2 separate regions of the Homo sapiens genome follow, and region 1 is linked to region 2. Evidence: read pairs that join two places in POLR2A ChIA-PET (ENCODE). Cell type or tissue: PC-9. All regions are shown on one strand. Links, peaks and the distances in the headings refer to the core of each region. The heading gives the core; the rest is flanking DNA. Region 1 overlaps CPT2 (carnitine palmitoyltransferase 2). Region 2 overlaps ZYG11A (zyg-11 family member A, cell cycle regulator).

The links. ChIA-PET counts read pairs that join two places held together with the same protein. Peaks named below come from ENCODE experiments on the same cell type or tissue, not always from the same donor. Only the 100,000 strongest peaks of a DNase experiment are listed, where the experiment ranks them.
Region 1: POLR2A ChIA-PET joins it to region 2 with 7 read pairs; 3 of 35 experiments call an interaction of 5 or more read pairs at or near these places.

The regions. Positions count from the first base shown.
Region 1 is chr1:53,201,898-53,207,220 of GRCh38, forward strand. CPT2 (carnitine palmitoyltransferase 2) reads left to right here. Exons shown (of 5, transcript NM_000098.3): 3 at 426-532. Among named protein-coding and RNA genes, the nearest start is that of CPT2, 7.7 kb to the left of the region's middle. RefSeq lists a silencer at 4,246-4,446. In PC-9, for the core only: no CTCF peak of the experiment used is centred there; no DNase peak of the experiment used is centred there.
Region 2 is chr1:52,853,625-52,859,009 of GRCh38, forward strand. ZYG11A (zyg-11 family member A, cell cycle regulator) reads left to right here. Exons shown (of 14, transcript NM_001004339.3): 2 at 841-1,006; 3 at 3,374-4,125. Among named protein-coding and RNA genes, the nearest start is that of ZYG11A, 14 kb to the left of the region's middle. In PC-9, for the core only: no CTCF peak of the experiment used is centred there; a DNase peak (open chromatin) is centred at 2,557; H3K27ac peaks cover 2,311 bases.

The sequences.
Region 1 (5,323 bases), core at 324-5,323, 350 kb after region 2:
TTATAAATATTTTTAATCTTGTAAAGTGGTATTATTATCCATTTTACACATCAAGAAACCGAGACTCAGATCAAGTAACTTATCCAAGATCACACAGTTTGAAAAGCAACAGAGCTAGGATTCAGACTTAACTTCTGTTGACTCCAGAGCTTGTGTCCTTTTCTCCATGCCAAACTGCCTCCTAGGATATGGATTATTTTGTGAGATGTTGATTGATTTTCCTAATCATTCATTTTAAGAAGGTAGTCTAGATTATCAATTTTAGATTGATTCCTGTTCTGGTTAGAGGTACTTTCTGATCTCATTCCAGGTTTTAGGGCTATGCTGTTGGGGACCCAAAACTCTATTATGAGTTCCTCGCCATGAACCTAAAAATCATGTATTCCCTACCATGGTTTGATTTTGTCTTTTCTTGAATGTTTTAGGAAAACAGAACAATTTTGCAAGAGTTTTGAAAATGGGATTGGAAAAGAACTGCATGAGCAGCTGGTTGCTCTGGACAAACAGAATAAACATACAAGCTACATTTCGGGTAGGTAGGCTGGGCTGTGGGTATGATTTCTCCCAGAGCCCTCCATAATGAAAAGTAAGGCATATTCTCTCCTGTTTTGGTCTCAGAGATATTTTTGGTGAGACCAGCAAATGAAGTAACGTCTCATCCTCCCTTCCTGAGGTAAATTAAGGCTGAGTGTGTTCCTCCTCTACTGAGGTGTTGACTTGAGCCCATGCTCAAGAATGATGGCCAGCCTTCTCTGTAGATGGGATTGAGGCAGAACCTAATCAATGGTCCTGTCTGAAAAGGATGCAGGATTAAGTCCTATGTCCTATATCATTCTGGGTCCTTCACTGTCAGACAGAACTGTCCTCTCCAGCCTCTTCTCTCACCACCCACCCTGACATACTTCCTGCTAAACTCCTCATTGCTCCCTGAACCCTTAGTCTTTCATTCTTTTGTGCCTTTATCCATGCTGTTCCCACTACCATTTTTTTGCCTGGCAAATTCTTCTTTTAAGATCCAAGGAGGATGGTTTTCTGTGAAACCTTCTCAGTCCTTTTTCCTTTCCATTCAGAGTTGGTTGCTTCCACCTCTGTTCCTACAGCACTTCTTTTAATTTAGTTTATATATTTACCAAGGTTATACATGCATATAGTTTAAAGAATCAGACAGTTCTATAAGGCTTGTTAGGAAAAACAGCAACTTCCTCATCATCTTATTTCCCACTTCTCACTTTCAGCTCCTAAATCTTTTGTTATATACCCCCGTATCTCTAAATTAGATACTTACCTTACTGCATCTTGATTTTTTTGCTTTAGTCATTAGCTATTGACATCTCACTGTAGAAGATTAGAATTCAGCAGTACTTTACATCCCACCACATATGTGGGATGTGTATACACATACTTCCTATCCCCTTATTTTCACAGCATAGGGATTTGTAATTTTGGGTAACTCAGTATCTAGTTTTATGCTATTATGATCATAGAAACACTATTGTCAGCTGACTCATGTAGCATATTGGGATTGTTTTTCCTTTCCAGTACAAACTTTTTGTTTTCTCTGAAGTTAATAATTGTTCCATCTTTTCTCTTGTTTAGTTTTCTATGTGCTTACTAATTTACCCCCAGACTCTTCCCAAGCTGTCTGAATCTCCTCTCAATACATGAAAGCAGATTGGACATTCTATCCCTTTTGGTCTTCTTGACGAAACTTCTTCCAGAACTTGCGACATGCTGTAGTCTGGATTTGTGAACCTCTTGGCCTACTGTGAAGCTGCTCTCCTGTGCTCTTTCACCATCAGCTGGGGCATCTGTCATCTCTCTCTCATGTTGGGACTCGTGTTTCTTGTCTTTCATATTTTCTTATTTCTTGGCTTTTTCTTTTTCTTTTTTTTTTTTTTTAAATCAGAGCACATATTCCCTGTACTATCTGGAAACAGAATATGGGAAGCAAAAATTTTAAAATGGCCCTTATACTTCATTGATAATTTGTTTGGCTGGGTTTGAAATTATTTTCCCACAGAATTTTGGAGGCTTTGCTCCATTGTCTTTTAGCATCCAGTGTTGCTGTTGGTAAATCTAATGTTATTCTGAGACTTAATCTTTTGACTACTTCTTCTCTCTGCCTTTGGAAGCTTTTTAGAATTTTCTCTTTGTCCCCAGTGTTTTGAAATTTCAGGTAATGTGTTTTAGTATGTGTTGGGCCACTCTGTGAGTCCTTTGAATCTGGAATCTCATCCTTCAGGTCTGGGATATTTCCTTGTTTTATTTCTTTGGCTTTCTTCCTCTCCATTTTTTTTCTCTGTTTTTTCTTTGTGGAACTCTATTATTATTCAGGTGTAGAATTTCTGGGTCTCATCCTCTAATTTTCTTTTCTCTCACATTTTTCATCTCTTACTCTTTTTGTTACATTTTCTTGGGAGACTTACTTAATTTTAATCTCTCAACCTGTTTTTAAAACTCCTGCTTTCCTATTTTTTACTTCCACAAGCTCTTTTTTCTTCTTATGGTGTTCTTTTTAAAAATAGTTTATCTCTGATAATTTTTTTTTAAGATCTCTTCTCTCTTCATAGTCTGTTGCCTCCAAGTTGCTTTTCTTCTGTTTGCTTTGCCCTTTTCTTTCTTCAGATGCTTCATAATCCTGTGTTGTCTTCGATATGAGTGAGATATTAAAAAGCTCTTGGAAGCTATGTGGATGGGGGTGAGGCTTGTCAGTTACAGGCTTTGCTCTAATGTGATTGATATGGTTTGGCTCTATGTCCCCACCCAAATCTCATCTTGAATTGTAATCCCCACGTGTTGAAGGAGGGACCTGGAGGGAGGTGATTGGATCATGGGGGCAGTTTTCCCCATGCTGTTCTCATGATAGTTAGTGGTTTCTCACGAGCTCTGATAGTTAAAAAGTGTTCAGCAGTTCCCCCACTTGTTCGCTTTCTCTCCTGCTGCCACATAAGATGTGCCTTGCTTCCCCTTCACCTTGCGCTGTGATTGTAAGTTTCCTGAGGCCTCCCCAGCCACAAGGAACTGTCAGTCAATTAGACCTCTTTTCTTTATAAATTACCCAGTCTCAGGTGGTTCTTTATAGCAGTGTGAAAATGGACTAATATAGAAAACTGGTACCAGGAGGGGGGCATTGCTACAAAGATACCTGAAAATGTGGAAACAACTTTGGAACTGGTTAATAGGCAGAGGTTGGAACAGTTTGGAGGGGTCAGAAGAAGACAGGAAGATGTCAGACAGTTTGGAACTTCTTAGAGAGTTGAATGGTTTTGACCAAAATGCTGATAGAGATATGGACAATGAAGTCCAGGCTGAGGTGGTCTCAGATGGAGATGAGGAACTTATTGGGAACTGGAGCAAAGGTCACTCTACTGTGCTTTAGCAGAGAGACTGGTGGCATTTTGTCCCTGTCCTAGAGATCTGCAGAACTTTGAACTTGAGAGGGGTGATTTAGGGTGTCTGACAGAAGAAACTTCTAAGCAACAAAGCATTCAAGATGGCTTTTTCTGAAAGCATATGGTCATATGCATTCACAGAGAGATGATGTGAAAGTGGGACTTATGTTTAAAAGGGAAGCAGAGCATAAAAGTTTGGACAATTTGCAGCCTGACCATGCAGTAGAAAAGAAAAACCCATTTTCTGGGGAGAAATTCAAGCCACAAGCTGCAGAAATTTGCATAAGTAATGAGAAGCCAAATGTTAATAGCCAAGACAATGGGGAGAATGTCTTGAGGGCATTTCAGAGATCTTTACAGTAGCCCCTCCCAGCATAGGCCCAGAGGCCTAAGAGGGAAAAATGGTTTCCTGGGCCCTGCTGTTCTGTGCAGCCTCGGGACATGGTGCCCTGTGTCCCAGGCACTCCAGCTCCAGCCATGGCTAAAAGGGGCCAAGGCACAGCTCTGGCCATTGCTTCAGAGGGTGCAAGCCCCAAGCATTGGAGGCTTCCCCATGGTGTTGGGCATGCAGGTGTGCAGAAAACAAGAGTTGAGGTTTGAAAACCTCGTCCGGCCGGGTGCGGTGGCTCACGCCTGTAATCCCAGCACTTTGGGAGGCCAAGGCGGGTGGATCACAAGGTCAGGAGATCGAGACCATCCTGGCTAACATGGTGAAACCCTGTCTGTATTAAAAATACAAAAAAAATTAGCCGGGTGTGGTGGCGTGCACCTGTGTCCCAGCTGCTGGGGAGGCTGAGGCAGGAGAATAGCGTGAACCCAGGAGGCAGAGCTTGCAGTGAGCCAAGATAGCACCACTGCACTCCAGTCTGGGTGACAGAGCAAGACTCCATTTCAAAAAAAAAAAAAAAAAAAAAGAGACAACCTCCTCCTACATTTCAGAGGCTATATGGAAACACCTGGATGTCCAGGCAGAAGTCTGCTGCAGGGGTGAAGCCCTCATGGAGATCCTCTACTAGGGCAATGCAGATGGGAAATATGGGGTTAGAGCCCCCACACAGAGTTCCCAATGGGGAGCCTAGTGGAACTGTGAGAAGAGGGCCACTGCCCTTCAGACCCCAGAATGGTAGATCCACCGACAGTTTGCACCATGTGCCTGGAAAAGCCACAGGCATTCAATGCCAGCCTGTAAAAGCAACCATGGGGCTGTACTCTGCAGAGCCACAGGGGCAGGGCTACCAAAGGCCTTGGGAGCCCACTTCTTACATCAGCATGCCCTGGATGTGAGACATGGAGTCAAAGATTATTTTGGAGCTTTAAGATTTAATGGCTGCCCTGCTGGATTTCAGGCTTGCGTGGGGCCTGTAGCCCCTCTGTTTTGGCCAATTTCTCCCTTTTGGAATGGGAGCATTTACCCAATGCTTGTAACACCAGTGTATCTTGAAAATAACTAATTGGTTTTTGATTTTACAGACTCATAGGCAGAAGGAACTTGCCTTTACTCAGATGAGACTTTGGCTTGTAATTTTGAGTTAATGCTGGAATGAGTTAAGACTCTGGGGCACTGTTGGGAAGACATGGTTGTGTTTTGAAATGTTAGAAGTACATGAAATTTGGGAGAGGCCAGGGCAGAATGATGTGGTTTGGCTCTGTGTCTCCAACCAAATCTGATCTTGAATTGTAATAATCCCCAAGTGTCAAGGGAGGGACCTAGTGGGAGGTGATTGGATCATGGGGTAGTTTCCCCCATGCTTTTCTTGTGATAGTGAGTTCTCATGAGATCTGATGGTTTAAAAGTGTTTGGCAGTTCCTACTCCTTGCTTGTTCTCTCTCCTGCTGCTGTGTAAGATGTGCCTTGCTTCCCCTTTGCCTTCCACCATGATTGTAAGTTTCCTAAGGCCTTCCCAGCCATGCGGAACTAAGTCAGTTAAGCT
Region 2 (5,385 bases), core at 294-5,293:
TTGGGGCCGGGTGTGGTGGCTCATGCCTGTAATCCAGCACTTGGGGAAGCTGAAGTGGGAGGATCTCTTGATACCATGAGTTTCGAGACTGGCTTGGACAACAAAGTGGGACTCTATAATAAACCTACAAAAAATTAGCTGGGCATGGTGGCATGGGCTTGTAGTCCCAGTTACTCAGGAGGCTGAGTGGAAGGATCACCTGACTGGGGAAGTCAAAGTTGCATTCGGCTGTGATTGTGCCACTGCACTCCAGCCTAGGCGATAGTGAGACCCTGTTTCAAAAAAAAGAAAAAAAGAACTTAATGTTTTTCAAGATACAGTATGTTCTCTCTGACTACGGGTTCAGTATATGTGAATTCAGCCAACTTTGGATGGAAAATATTTGGGGAAAAATACCTGCATCTGTATTGAACATGTACAGACTTTTTTCTTGTCATTATGTAAACAATACAGTATAAAGGATTTATACTGTATTAGTGTTTATAAGTAATTTAGAAATGATTTGTAGTATATGAGAATGTCTGCATAGGTTATATGCAAACCTTACACCATTTTATATAAGGAGACTTGAGCATCTGTGGATACTGGTCAGAGAGTTCTGGAACCAATCTCCTACAGATTTTGAGGGACAGCTGTACAACAGAAAGGACAACAGATTAAATTTTCCATTCAGTTAACAGTAGGAATGAGGTGGTTTCGTTACATATAAATCATTACTAGAGTATGAAGGATGTATCTTCAGATACTCTCATCAAGTGGAATAGGTATGGCATGACCAGTTTTATGTTGAATTGTTGCAGATGTATTCTAACAAAGTTTGTTTGGGGTTTTGTTTGCTAGGAAGAGGCATCTCCCTACACTTTGGTCAACATCTGCCTGAATGTCCTGATTGCTAACCTGGAGAAATTGTGTTCTGAAAGACCTGATGGAACACTGTGCCTTCCGGAGCATTGGAGTTTCCCTCAGGAAGTAGCCGAGCGATTTCTCAGGGTGATGACTTGGCAAGGTAGTGATAAGGCTTCTCTAAAGTCAGCTCTTGCAGTACTTTACTATTTGAAAAGCACTTTTACACACAATTTCTATTGTGATTCTCACAAAGTATTTCCATTTCATTTGTCTGGAAGTTGAGACTCACTCTTTCTGGGATTCCATGATGGAAATTGTCTTCTAGGCTAGCCCTGCTATTGACTTGGTTTTCCACTCTTCACTTACGTAAAGTTATCACTCATCCATCTGCTCTCTAGCTTTGTTTTTTTTTTTGAGACGGATTTTCACCCTTGTCGCCAAGGCTGGAGTGTAGTGGCACAATCTTTGCTCACTGCAGCCTCCGCCTGGGTTTAAGCGATTCTCCTGCCTCAGCCTCCTGAGTAGCTGGGATTACAGGCGCCCACCACACCTGGCTGATTTTTGTATTTTTAGTAGAGATGGGGTTTCACCACTTTGGTCAGGCTGGTCTTGAACTCCTGAGTTCAGATGATCCGTCTGCCTTGGCTTCCCAAAGTGCTGGGATTACAGACATGAGCCACTGTGCCCGGCCTGCTCTCTAGCTTTTTCAAAATGCTCTTGCTGTAGTCTTGTTTACCATTCTTTTCATTATGGTTATGAGTCTTACCTCCCATTGTAGCTGGGCTTAAAGAACTCCACTAAAAAAATAAAGGAAAAAAAGGGCATTTTATTATTTATTTATTTATAACCTGGGATTACAGATGTGAGTCACCATGTCCGGTCATAATTTTTGTATTTTTAGTAGAGATGGGGTTTCACCATGTTGGCCAGGCTGGTCTCAAACTCTTGACCTCAAGTGGTCTGCCTGCCTCGGCCTCCCAAAGTGCTGGGATTACAGGCGTGAGGCACCGTGCCTGGCCCATAATCAATTTTAGAACCTCAAACTTTCCATCACCTCAGAAAGAAACCTTGTGCCCGTTAGATTTTATTTCCCTTTTCCCGCATCCCTCCAGCCCTAAGCAACCACAAGTCTACTTTCCATCTCTATGTATGGATTTGCCTATTCTGAACATTTAATATAAATTAAATCATCCAATATGTGGCCTTGTGTGCCGAACTTTTTTCATTTAGCATGTTTAAGGCTCACATTGTGCAACATGTATATCTGTACTCGTTCCTTTTTATAGTCGCATATTCTACTGTATGGACATACCACATTGTATTTATCTGTTTTTCGGTTGATGGACATTTGTGGTGTTCTCACTTTTGGGCTATTATGAATAATATGCTACCATAAAGATATGTGTACAAATTTTATTTTTAAACTTAAAAAATTTATTCTAAACTTTCTCTGCTCCATATGAATCTGCAGGAATGTGTAAGAGTTTCTATGTGGACATAAGTTTTCATTTCTCTGAGTGAAATTGCTGGATCAAATGGTAACTCATTATCTTTTTGAGGAACTGCCAGACTATTGTTTGTGGCTGTACTATTTTACATTCCCATCAGCAGTGTCCAAGGGTTCTAATTTCTCCACGTTCTCACCAAGACTCATCTGACATTTTGATTATAGCCATCCTAGTGGATGTGAAATAGTATCTGTTGTGCTTTTAATTTGCATTTCTTTAATGACTTATGGTGTTGGTATTTACCTGGTATGCCTCCCTATACTGAATTCCTTGTGGTCACAGGTGTCTGATTACCTTACGTGCCTGTTACATAACATGGAATCTCACCATAGAAGATGTGTAGTAGGCCAGGTGCAGTGCCTGTAGTCCCAGCTACTTGGGAGGCTGAGGCAAGGGAATCGCTTGAACTTGGGAAGCGGAGGTTGCAGTGAGCCCCCACTGCACTCCAGCCTGGGTGACAGAGCAAGACTCCATCTCAAAAAAAAAAAAAAAAAAAAAAATATGTGTAGTAAATGAAAAATAGGACAACCCATTCGTTTTACAGATGAGGAAAATGAGGCCCAGAGAGGTAAGTGACTTGTCAAATATTATCTACTAATTTGGTTAAAAATAATATTAGTAGTGCTACTTGTATATTGTATATCCTGTACTTATCTACCTATTTTATTTTGTTCTTCCTTTCTGTGAGCAAGGTTACTGTAGATAAAATTTTGGGCTCTACAGCCAAACTGGGGTTGACTCCTGATTCTGATGGTGACCTTGGATAAATTACTTAACCTATTCAAGTTTCAGTTTCCTCAGCTACATAGTAGTAGTAACAATAATTCCTTTATAGTATTAATGCAAAGAATACATGAGATAATAATCTTATTAAAGGAGTTTAGAACAATGCTAGCACAGAGCAGTAAATGTTGTCATTATTGTTATTATTAACATCTGTCTTAATTCTTTGCCACATTTTATCCTGGAAAGACATGAGATCTAGTTGTCATTACAAGTTGGTTCTGGTTCTTTCATAGGCAAGCTGACTGACAGAACAGCCAGCATTTTCCGAGGCAACCAAATGAAACTGAAGCTGGTCAATATCCAAAAAGCTAAAATCTCTACAGCTGCATTCATAAAAGCCTTCTGCCGTCATAAGCTCATTGAACTGAATGCTACTGCAGTGCACGCTGACCTCCCAGTTCCAGACATCATAAGTGGACTCTGCAGCAATAGGTGGATCCAGCAAAACCTCCAGTGTCTCCTGTTAGACTCGACAAGCATCCCTCAAAATTCAAGATTACTGTTCTTTAGTCAGCTCACTGGTCTTCGCATTTTAAGTGTTTTTAATGTTTGTTTTCATACTGAAGACCTGGCTAATGTTTCTCAGTTACCAAGACTGGAAAGCTTAGATATCTCTAATACTCTAGTCACTGATATTTCTGCACTGCTTACCTGTAAGGATCGATTGAAGTCTCTCACAATGCACTATCTGAAATGCCTGGCCATGACCAAATCACAAATTCTTGCAGTCATTAGAGAACTTAAATGTCTGCTTCACCTTGATATTTCTGATCACAGGCAACTCAAATCAGACCTAGCTTTTCATTTGCTACAGCAGAAGGATATCCTGCCCAATGTTGTGTCATTGGATATTTCTGGGGGCAATTGCATCACTGATGAAGCTGTAGAACTGTTTATACGACTGCGGCCTGCCATGCAATTTGTGGGACTATTGGCCACGGATGCTGGCTCTTCTGACTTCTTTACTACAAAGCAAGGCTTGAGGGTTTGTTCTTATCTGAATAAGTTTTGTTTCATTTGTTTAGAACATTATTAAACTCGTGCTATAGACCAGACTTTTTACTAGGTATTAGGGTTACAGAGACAGATAAAAAAATCCTTAAAGAGCTTTTTTAATAATTAATGATTATTATGTACCTACTATGTGGAAGGTTGTGAGAATATTATTATTATTTTTTGAGATGGAGTAGTTTTGTATTTTTAATAGAGATTGGGTTTCTTCATGTTGGTCAGGCTGGTCTCGAACGCCTGACCTCAGGTGATCTGCTTGCCTCGGCTTCCCAAAGTGCTGGGATCATAGGCATGAGCCACTGTGCCTGGCCACACGTGAGAATATAATATTAAGATACAGGCTGGGCATGGTGGCTCACACCTGTAATCCCAGCACTTTGGGAGGCCAAGGCGGGCAGATCACTTGAGGTCAGGAGTCCGAGACCAGCCTGGCCAACATGGTGAAACCTGGTCTCTACTAAAAATACAAAAATTAGCCGGTGTGTTGGCGGGCGCCTGTAGTCCCAGCTACTTGGGAGGCTGAGGCAGGAGAATCACTTGAACCTGGGAGGTGGAGGTTGCACCACTGCACTCCAGCCTGGCCAAAAGCGAAACGCAGTCTCAAAAAAAAAAGAAGATATAGTGGGTTCAAGTGATTCTCCTGCCTCGGCTTCCCGAGTAGCTGGGACTACAGGCACGTGCCACCATGCCCAGCTAGTTTTTTATTTTTAGTAGAGACGGGGTTTCACCATGTTGGCCGGGCTGGTCTCGAACTCCTAACCTCAGGTGATCCGCCTGCCTCGGCCTCCCAAAGTGCTGGGATTATAGGCATGAACCACTGCGCCCGGCCCGATTATTATTATTATTTTTTTTTGGAGACTGAGTTGTGCTCTTGTTGCCCAGGGTGGAGTGCAATGGCGCAATCTCGGCTCACTGCAACCTTCGCCTCCCGGGTTCAAGCGATTCTCCTGCCTCAGCTTCCCGAATAGCTGGGATTACAGGTGTGCACCACCACACCTGGCTAATTTTTTGTATTTTTAGTAGAGGCAGAGTTTCACTATGTTGGTCAGGCTGGTCTCGAACTCCCAGACCTCAGGTGATCCACCTGCCTTGGGCTCCCAAAGTGCTGGGATTACAGGCATGAGCCACCATGCTTGGCCCAGAGCTGTTGTTTTAAAGTAACTCTTTCTTTATAATAATACCTCCTTAGTTCTTCCTAGGGGAAGAGAATAAAGTGATTTGTATACTCATTAGT